2 separate regions of the Homo sapiens genome follow, and region 1 is linked to region 2. A link is an interaction called in ENCODE POLR2A ChIA-PET data of the cell type or tissue named here. Cell type or tissue: A673. All regions are shown on one strand. Each heading gives the region's core, and the rest is flanking DNA. Links, peaks and the distances in the headings are about the cores only.

What was found. Peaks named below come from ENCODE experiments on the same cell type or tissue, not always from the same donor. Only the 100,000 strongest peaks of a DNase experiment are listed, where the experiment ranks them.
Region 1: POLR2A ChIA-PET joins it to region 2 with 13 read pairs; 4 of 35 experiments call an interaction of 5 or more read pairs at or near these places.

The regions. Positions count from the first base shown.
Region 1 is chr11:70,175,352-70,180,720 of GRCh38, forward strand. ANO1 (anoctamin 1) reads left to right here. Exons shown (of 26, transcript NM_018043.7): 23 at 4,653-4,705. Among named protein-coding and RNA genes, the nearest start is that of FADD, 25 kb to the right of the region's middle. In A673, for the core only: a CTCF peak has its summit at 2,131 (motif pointing right); a DNase peak (open chromatin) is centred at 2,170.
Region 2 is chr11:69,958,190-69,963,558 of GRCh38, forward strand. No RefSeq gene overlaps it. Among named protein-coding and RNA genes, the nearest start is that of LINC02753, 100 kb to the right of the region's middle. In A673, for the core only: no CTCF peak of the experiment used is centred there; a DNase peak (open chromatin) is centred at 272.

The DNA of each region.
Region 1 (5,369 bases), core at 52-5,051, 220 kb after region 2:
TAACCTTTCCTTGAAGAGGCTTTTGTATTCCTTCTGTGATCCGTGCAGGGCCCCCAGGCGAGCTCCTTGAGAGGACAGAGAGGGCCCCTGTGGCCCCTGTGACCTGCGCCCCTGAGGCCCTGGGTGGCTGGGGGAAGCTGTGCCACAAAGCGCAGGTGCCTTGATCACCCTGTCGTCCAGCGGGTCACAGCAGGGACCCAGCCGTGCGTGGGAATCTGCTCCAGGTCCCTAGCCCTGGTTTCGACTTCCTGTTTTCTTCCTGGTTCTTCAGAGCCTGCTGGTGGGAAAGTGCAGCCTCCATTCAGCTCCCGGGCACTGCATGTGGGCAGGAGTGGTGGCCTCGCCAAGTACCTGGCTTTATCCAAATACCTCCCTGTTCTGTTCCAGAAAATGGCGCTTAGCATCCCCTAGAGTGGGAAAAATTCCTTGGGAAAGAAACCAAGGAATTTACTTGGGGAAGTAAAAATGAGGCAATTTTCCCCAACAGGGCTTTCATAAAAGAAGCCCACCCAAAGAATATTCTAAAAGCACAGCATCCCCTTTTACTTAGAGATGTCAATGAAAAGAGTCAAACTCTGTCAAATATTTGAAGAGATTTATTCTGAGCCATGAGTGACCATGGCCCATGACACAGCCCTCAGGAGGTCCTGAGAACATGGGCCCAAGGTGGCCGTGGTACAGCTTGGTTTTATACATTTTAGGGAGACATGAAACATCAATCAGATACATCTAAGGTATACATTGGTTTGGTCCAGAAAGGCGGGACAGGGCGACTTCCAGATTATGGGTATATATATATATACACTTTTTTTTTTTTTTTTTGGAGACAAGAGTTTCACTCTTGACACCCAGGCTGAAGTGCAATGGCATGATGCAACCTCCACCTCCTGGGTTCAAGCGATTCTCCTGCCTCAGCATCCTGAGTAGCTGGGATTGCAGGTGTGCGCCACCAGATTTGGCTAATTTTGTATTTTTAGTAGATACAAGGTTTCACCATGTTGGCCAGGCTGGTCTCCAACTTCTGACCTCAGGTGATCTGCCCGCCTCTGCCTACCAAAGTGCTGGGATTACAGGCATGAGCCACCACACCCGGCCTATTTTTAAAATTTCTGATTGTCAATTGGTTGAGTTATTATCAATAGAAAGGAAAGTCTGGGTTATGATAAGGGGTTTTGGAAACCAAGGTTTTATTGTGCAGATGAAGCCTCCCGGTAACAGGCTTCAGAGAGAATAGACTGTAAATGTTTATCAGACTCAAGGTCTGTGTTGATGTTCATGCTGGTCGACTTTTGTTGAATTCCAAAAGGGAGGAGGGCATGAGGAGGCCTGTCCGACCCTCCTCCCGCCCCCTGCTTCCTGTCATGGCCTGAACCAGTCTTTCAGGTTAATTTGGGGGTGCCCTGGCCGAGACGATGAACCCCATTCAAATGGTTCGGGGGACCCTTAGAATTTTATTTTTGGTTTACAGAGATCCTTAGAGCAGTGAGTGTCACCCTGGAATGTGCGTCAGAATAACTCGGGGCTCCCAGCCCCACCCCAGGAGAGGCGGATCCCGTGGGCTGGGGCTGGGGTGCCGGTTCAGCATTTCTCTAACACACCCCGCGGATGTGCAGGGCCACACGGAGAGCCATCCGCCTGGACGTAGATATCCTGCAGACCTGTCAGGACAGGCTCCATCGGGGCCCGGAAGCGAGGAAGACCCCGCTCCCGGCTCCATCTCATCCCCGCCTCATCCCTCCCATTTCCTGTTGTCTCTCTGGGCCGGTTGGGCGATCACCTGGGCGGACCCCCTTGCCTGCCTGAGTCCTGCACTTCGACGGCCCTGAACTCAGGAGCCACGTCCCTCGGGAGCCCCAAAGACTTCAACCTCCACCCCAGGCCCACCGCACCTCAGCACCCCACTTCGGAGGTCTCAAACTCAGCGCCCCAAGGGCCAGGTGGGCCACACGCGCAAGTGAGACTAAGTCCTGGGAGTGTTCTTCATGGCCACAGAGCAGTGTGCCTGTTCCCACATTTCTTGAAACGTTCAACTCTCTAGTGGGGGTCTGGGTTTAGATGCTAAGGCGGCCATAATGGAGGTCGGAGGTCGCCGGGAGGCCTCAGCACAGACAGCAGAGCTGCGGTGCACAGCCCAGCCTGCAGGGGGCGCCCCCGGGCACCACAGCCAGCTGTTGCCAAGGAGACGCACCAGCCAGCCAGGACCAGAGCCGAGGAGTCTCGATTTTTCTTTTCTTTTTTTTTTCTTTTTTTTTTTTTTTTTTTTTTTGAGACAGAGCCTCGTTCATTCTCCCAGGCTGGAGTGAAGTGGCGCGATCTCGGCTCACTGCAACCTCCGCCCCCCGGGTTCAAGCGATTCTCCTGCCTCAGCCTCCTGAGTAGCTGGGATTACAGGCGCCCGCCACCACACTCGGCTAATTTTTGTATTTTTAATAGAGCGGGGCTTCGCCATGTTGGCCAGGCTGATCTCGAACTCCCGACCTCAGGTGATCCACCAACCTCAGCCTCCCAAAGTGCTAGGATTACAGGCGTGAGCCAATGCGCCCGGTCTTGATTTTTTAAAATACATTTTCCTGGTTTTTAAGCATCCGTCTGCATTTTTAAGCAGTAGACAAGCACAACAAGATGGCCATGCTGCCTGGATGGGGCCTGCCTGCCACCGCTTTGCAGCCTCTGCTCCGGCACCAGAATCTGGTTGGAAAGGGCTTTCTGCACTCGTGCAGTCACTCAGCAAACATTTACCCAGCAGCACCCACCTTATGTGCCAGACACCAAGCTAGACCCAGAATCTACAGGGATGTGCAATTAGCACCCTGCCTTAGGAGCTCGGAGTCCACGGAGGGCCCTCAGCCCTGACACCCAGCCAGGAGAAGCCGGGTCGGAAGTGTTTCCACTCCTAAGGGAGTGCTTCAGTGCTGACTTTGTAGGGCTGTGCCATCCAACCCTCACCTGCATTCCCAGGTGCTTTATTCAGCATGGGGTGGCCTTAGGGCTGCTAGTGTGCAGAGCCCATGTGACTGCCCCACCACCTGCTCCAGCAGAAAAATAAACTGAGGACCACTGCACTCGTGCAAAAGATCAAACGGAGCTACAATAAACTCCTCATCTGGGATAAGGCGATAGTCCCCATGGCCCGAGGACTGGAGACAGGGGTCAGGGAAGTGTGACTGTCACTTCTCAAATTGCCTACCAGCAATGGGTTGCAGTGGGTATTTCTCTTTTTTTTTTTTTTTGAGACAGAACCTTTCTCTGTTGCCCATGCTGGAATGCAGTGGCGTGATCTCGGCTCCCCATAACCTCCGCCTCCCTGGCTCAATCTATTCTCGTGCCTCAGCCTTCTGAGTAGCTGGGATTACAGGCATGTGCCACGACGCCTGGCTAATTTTTGTATTTTTAGTAGAGATGGGGTTTTGCCATATTGGCGAGGCTGCTCTCGAACTCCTGGCTTCAAGTCATCTGCCCACCTCAGCCTCCCAAAATGCTGGGATTATAGGCGTGAGCCACCACACCCAGCCCGCAGTGGGCATTTCTGATTGATGATGATTGTGACTGTGATCTATCATTGAATTGACACTGGCTGGGGCCAGGGAGCAAGAGATCTTGGTCTCAGAGGTTTCATCTGAGCCTGTGGTTTCTAGCTCGGGGCCACACAGGGGCCTGAGCTCTTGCTGCCTTTGCAGACCACCAGCATGCACCCCAAAAACGGGGACTGGGAGGCTCCCCTCAGCTACTAGGGCAGAAGCGCTATGTACAGCTCTCCCTGTAGCCTCCTGCACAGGTAGGATGTCCACTTGCTCCATCCTGGCCGTTTCTGACGAGTGCTGGTTATCACCCATCTCAGAGCTGGCTCAGGGCACAGAGAGCAGGCCCCAGGATTGGGCTCCCAGCCGAACCGCTGCACACAACATTGCTGGGCATGATAGGGTGCAGTTAGGGTGAGGCGGGGGTCAGCCCGGGACACTGGACCATTTCTAGGAATTGCAACACTGAGGCCCTGCTTCCTGGGCCATTGAGGGCCTCCTTCCTGGGCCCTGCTAGTTCTCATGGCCACTGGGAAGACGAATGGAGAGACCAGCATGGCCCTGGGCGCTGTGTTGTGATCCTCTTGTTCATCTGTGATTTGGTGCACCCCTGGGTCTTGGAGTAAAGGGAACAAGGGTGTGTCTAGATAGGGAACGGTTCAACCTTCACTGCTGTGGACTCAGTGCCTCCAGCCAGGGGCCCTGGCACTGTTCCTCAACAGCAAAGCCATGTCTGGCCTATCCCTAAATACAGGTATCCTCCGCCAGAGCTTTAGGAGCTGCACCCCAATTGAATCTTGGTCAGTTTAGGAATTAAAAAAGGTTTCATCTAAGCGAACTAGCATTTAAACAGGTGCATGGGGAGATTGTGCAGAACCACTGAGGGAGCAGCTGTCTTTAAGCACCTCTTTTAGAAGCTGGTGAGCTTGTCAGAAAGGGCTGGTACACACCAGGCCCTGGCACTGGCCTGGCTTCCTCAGGACCTGAACAAATGACTCTTGGTTGCCATAAGCCTCTGACTGCTGTGAGAAAGCCTGGCCCCTGCAAGGGTGGTACCCGCTCAGACTGCTGCCTGGTAGCTGGAATGACTGAGAGTGTAGGGCTCTTTAAAACTGTGACTTCTTCTTCCCCCAGGAATCTGGTACAATATCCTCAGAGGCATTGGGAAGCTTGCTGTCATCATCAATGTAAGTGACATCAGGGACCTTGGCAGAATGGAAGTCCCGGCTGAACTGCCAGGTGGCCGGGGCCCTGTGGAGAAGGAGCTGGGCATGGGTCTTCTGCCTCTAGCCATGGTGCAGCCCCAGGCTGCCCGGATTCTCTAGTTATAAATGTCCCTTGACCGCATGGCATGGGGAGGGTGCACTCTGGGGAGGCATAACAAATTCTCTTCAACCTTTTTCTGCAAGTTTTTTTTTTTTGAATCTGAGTTTCACTCTGTGGTCCAGGCTGCAGTACAGTGGCACGATCTCAGCTCCCTACAACCTCCGCCTCCCAGGTTCAAGCTATTCTCGTGCCTCAGTCTCCCAAGTAGCCGGGATTACAGGCACCCACCACCACACCTGGCTAACTTTTATATTTTTAGTAGAGACGGGGTTTTGACATGTTGACCAGGCTGGTCTCAAACTCCTGACCTCAGGTGATTCGCCCTCCTCGGCCTCCCAAAGTGCTGGGATTACATTCACGAGCCACTGCGCCCAGCCTTTCTGCAAGCTTTGAGCAAAATTCTCCACCATGCCCACCTTCGCCCCTAAGTCCACTGAGAATAAACAAGAGACAGAGATAGGTGGGAAGACAGAGACAGAGATAGGAGGGAAGACAGAGACAGAGATAGGAGGGAAGACAGAGACA
Region 2 (5,369 bases), core at 100-5,099:
GCTACCTCCTTTCCCTTCTGAGCTCAGCCTCCTAAGCCATTACCGCAGCAGAAACCGGAGCTCCGACATGGTGCTTAGAGTGACTGTTTAATGCCCATAAAATCCAAGGAACTCAATAATCCCAAATAAGGTCTCCTATGCATTCCCCCAGGATCCCAGCCCAGAAGGCAGAACCCGGGACGGTCTTAGAAGGGGAAAAACACTACACTTCAATTTTTCTCAAGTCTCTCAGTGTAAGACAGCTATGATGGTATCTCTAGGTCCAAACAAAAGCATCTAATGGGATGCCTGCCAAACCCTGCTAGCTTCAGGCATTCTTGCAGACAATTCAAAATAACCACATAATGTGTAGGAAAATGATAAGCAGGGTTCAAGTTTAATGGGCAGAATGAAATCCACTGTTCTTAGTTATGGGAAGGGTTTTTGGAAAAGGAGCAACTCTCAGATCAGATGTTTGTACCATGAGAGCCTCTCTACTTAATCACTTAATGACCAGGATTTTTTTAAGTTTCTAAAGAGATGTTTCTGGAAACCCAACAACCTCATCTCAACCAAGAATGAGCCCAGCCCAGCCAGGTGCAAGCTCCACTGTCCTCAGGGAGGCAGGGATGTCGGGACTGGTGGGGGTGGGGGGTTTCTGGCCTCCTCAGACTCAGACACCCCACAGCCTCTCAACACTGAGACTAGCCTGGAATATCCAAATCCAGGTCCTAGTGCCACCCCTTCACCAAGAGGCGATTTTGGTCAGTTGCTTAATTTCTTCAGGTGTCAGTTTTCTTACCAGCTAAATGGGTGTAAGTGGGTTTAAATGTCAAATGAGAAATTGAGGTTTGTAAAAGGGCCAGGCATCCTTTGAAGCTTTAGGAAGTGTCCACTGTCCAGCATCTTTATCATCATCAAGGTCACCTCCTTCATTTGACAGATGTTGGGGCACAGGCTCAGTGGCATGTGATGGCTCAGGCAACATCTCAGGTCATGGTGGAGATAAGGCAGCTCTGCATGCCAGGGTGGGGCTGCCTCCAGAACCCTCTGCTCTCCCACACTGCTCACCTGGTCTCAGCTCTGCCCCAGGTTTTTCACTTGTTTTGTCGTGACAACACACCCCAGAATATGGACCCGAGCATCACCTTATTCCACAGATGAGGAAACCAGAGTAAGGAAGTAAATAACGTCTCCAGAATCACACGGCTCACAAGGGACAGAGCAAGGATGGGAGCTGGGCATTTCTCCTCCCTGCCCCTGACACACGTGGGTCAGCCCAGCTCCATCCAGAGAGGAGGAAGAGGCAAGGCTGGCCTCACCGGGGGCTGGAGCCAGCAGCCGAGCCCCCAGGAGGCACTCCTGGCCTGGAGGTCAGGCCCTGGCAGGCTTCATCCCCAGCTGCGAGGCTGCTCTGGGGCGAGCCTCTGCAGCTGACGTTTCACTGTCCCAGAGCAGGTGGTGCAGGTAGCTCTGTCTGCTTACCCGGCCATTGCCAACTGTGGCCCGGCAGATGGGGTTCTAGGGAAGTGAGCAAGGCTCGGGCACTGGAGCAGCCAGGGTGGCACTTGGAGGGCTGCTCCAGGCCCTGCCAGCTTGTCATTCACTGGGGGCTCCCTTTTCTCCCAGGAAAAATGCCAAACTCCTCCCTGTGGCCTGTAGGGTCCTGCATGGGTGCCCCCATGCCTGCTTCCTCTCCCTCTTACTGCAGCCACACTGGGAGGCTTCCTTCAGTTCTCTAATGGATCAGTCTCCTTCCATCCACAGGGCCTTTGTGCCTGCTGTTTCTTCTGCCTGGAATTCCCATCGCCTCTTTGCCTCGCTAAGTCATTGTGTCCTTCCATTTGCAGCAACAACTTCCTTCTCTGGTATAGCAAGTCCAATAGTGGCCCCCCAAAAGACACGTTCAAGTCCTAGCTCCTTGTCCCTGTGAATATCACCTTATTTGGAAATAAGGTCTTTGCAGATGTCATTGAGGTAAGGACTACGAAATGAGATAATCCGGGATTAGGGTGACCCCCTACATCCAATAATGGCTGCCCTTGTAAGGGACAGAAAAGAATAAGACTTGGAGAGACATGCGGGGAAGGCTGTGTGATGCTGGAGGCAGATCAGACCCACATGTCTGCAAACCTGGATGGCCGAGGATTGCCGGCTACCCCCAGAAGTTGGAGCGTGGCCTGGAACAGAGCTTCTAGAAGGAACCCACCCTGCCGGCACCTTGATTTTGAGCTTCCAGTCTTCAGAACTGTTTAAACTGCCCAGTTTGTTGTGATTTGTTATGGCAGCCACAAGACATGAACACACTTGGAGACTGCCCTACAGTGACCAATCAGCCGGTTTTCCAGGATGAAGGGGGTTCTCTGAGATGTGGAACTCTCAGGGCTAAAACCAGGATGGTCCCAGGCAGAGCGGAATGGTTGGTCCCCATAGCCTGCCCTTACCACTCCTTTCTGGCCACCAAGTTTATGATAGCCCCCATTTCACACACCCGCAGCTCTGTGGGCGTCTTTGTGGTGCTTGTGGTCGTTACAATTAATTAGCTCATTGCTTTCATAATTATTCACACTGTAGTGGTCCTCACTAGAAAGTGAGCTCCTCGAAGCAAGGCCCTTGCCTGTTCCTGTCCCCCCACTGCCTAGTATAGCACTGCAGAGCTCAGGTGCTCTGGGAAGCTTTACCAGAATGAAATAATGAGGAGACTGGATCTCCTGGATGCCAAGGGGCAGACACAGGGTGGAGGAGGATGCCCCAAGGCATACAGTTGGTGCTCAGCTGTGGGAAATGTTTCACAGTATGGGGAGCTGGCCGAAGATGATCAAGCTGTGAGGGAGGTGGTGAGCGCCACGTCCCTGAAAGCATTTCAGTAGAGGCTGGGAGATGTCACGTGGCACAGCCCATGCTGGGGAGAGCTGCAACCAATGCTCTCTGAAGTCCCCCTCAGATCCCAGGATTATGTAAGAGTCCCACTCTGAATGCTGAAAACAGGGGAGGACAATTGGCCTGGGGCAGGGAGCACAGTGCAGGGGGTCATGGGGAGGGCTGGGTGTCCAGAGAGGACAGAGTGAGGATGCCAAATGGTGACAGTGGGTTCAAAGGCATCACTGCTGGGAGGGGCCAAAGACGGGAAGCTGAATAATAGTTCAAGCTGGACCCACTGTGAAGGTGAAAAACCAGCAGCAGAGGGTAAACTCACTTGTCCTTTACCCTGGAAATTGGATCTGGGGTCCTTACCTCACTTTTGCAGAGCTCCTCATAGTTCCCAAAGTACTTTTATGCACTGTCCTAGGCAAAGGAAACTTGTTCATTTTCCATGTAAAAATCCCAGGGTAGGCCTGGCCCGGTGGCTTACGCCTGTAATCCCAGCACATTGGGAGGCTGAGGCAGGTGGATCACCTGAGATCAGGAGTTCGAGATCAGCCTGGCCAATGTGGTGAAACCCCATCTATACTAAAAATACAAAAATCAGCCAGGTGTGGTGGCACACACCTCTAATCCCAGCTACTCCGTAGGCTGAACAGGAGAATCACTTGAACCCAGGAGGCAGAGGTTGCAGTGAGCCAAGATCGCACCACTGCACTCCAGCTTGGGCGACAGAGCAAGACTCTGTCTCGAAAAAAAAAAAAAAAATCCTAGGATGCACGAATGAGGATGGGTGCGCCCGGTTTCAGACACAGGCTTCTCACGTTTTGCCGCTCTGCGTTGCGAAGTCTCCATGCTCAAAGCCACTTCATGGCTTCATGATCCCAAATGGCTGCTGTGGCTCCGGCCATCACAGCCCTGCCTCAGCCAGAAGGCACTGGGAGAGGAAAGGGGAAGAGAATGCCCCTTTCTTTAGGATACTTCCTGGAAGCTGCACTCTCCTGTGCCATTAAAATGAACTGTAAGTGAAATAATAGGGAATTCTGGAAAATTTAGGTGGCCTTTTGTCATTTAATGTATTAATTAATCCCACCATCAATTTCGCACTACTGGCCTCTCTGCAATACCGATTCATCTTAGGAATTTCTCACTGCAGCCCTCCCAGGCAGGTCCCAGCAAGCCTACTTTACAGATGAGGAAACAGAGGCTAAGGAAGAGCTGACTTGCCTGTGGCCCCCACCGGGGGACGTGGCCCCCACTCGGGGACATGGCCAGACTGAAGGCTGAGCCCAGGGCTGGCGGATGCAGACCCCAGCTCCACCCCGCCCATTGCTTTGTGATGTCCTCCCGCATCCAGGCCACCCAATGAGTCATGGCCCCTTTGTACTTCCTCTTCCCTTCCGTGAATCACACTGTCCCCCGCCCCTGGGGCAGTGGTTCAGTCCATCCCAGATTGTCCCTTAGAGGAAACACCCAGGGATGGGAACAGCAACTGAGCCTACAGAGACCCCCATGATGGCTCCGACCTGAGGAGAAGGGCCCCCAGCAATAGACCACCCCTCAAGAGATGGCCACCAGGGAAGACCGCTTTTCCAGAGAGGCACAAGGGACTGTCCTATGCCTGCACCAAGGGGATCAGGCAGCTGGCCCCACAGGGAACTTGCACGGGGCCCTCTCTGGGCAGCCTCCTCAGCAGATAGCTACTCCTGGTGGGGAAGGAGAGTCCTCTGCTTGGTTCCCAACAGGGCCCAAGTTCAAGCCCCAGGGGCTCAGCACAACAGCCCCTCCAATGGAAACCCATCATCCCCTCCTCTACGTAATGAGCTCTGTCCAGGGTGCATGGTAAGTGGCAAGCCCTGAGCCTGATGGTCTTACTCTCGCTTGCCCTGCCCGGGTTGTGCATTCCCTAAACACCACAAAACCCCAGGGACACCTTCCATCCCTGAGCCCTGCTCTGCTCTGAGACACTCAGCTTGGCTTTATAAAATCTGTGTAAACTGGCCAGCCATGGTGGCTCACGCCTGTAATCCCAGCACTTTGGAAGACCAAGGCAGGTGGATCGCTTGACCCTAGGAGATCCAGACCAGCCTGGGTGGCATAGTGAGACCGCATCTCTATAAAGAATTTTAAAAATTAGCCAAGTGTCATGGCGCACTCCTGTAGTCCCAGCTACTGGGGAGGCTGAGGTGGGAAGACCCCTTGAGCTCAGCAGATTGAGGCTGCAGGGAGCTATGATGGCCCCACTGCACTCCAGGCTGGGAAAGAGCAAGACCCTGTCTCAAAAGAAGAAGAGGAAGAGGAAGAGGAGGAAGAAGACGATGAGGAAGAAGAAGGAGGAGGAGGAAGAGGAAGAAGAAGGAGGAGGAGGAAGAATAAGAAGAAGGAGAAGGAGGAGGAGGAGGGGGAAGGGGGGAGGGGGAAGGGGGGAGGGGGAGGGAAAAATCTGTGTAAGTTACCTATACATTGCACCAAAAAAAAAAAAAAAAAAAAACCCCACAAGGCTCTTCTGACACCTGATCTGGTTCTGC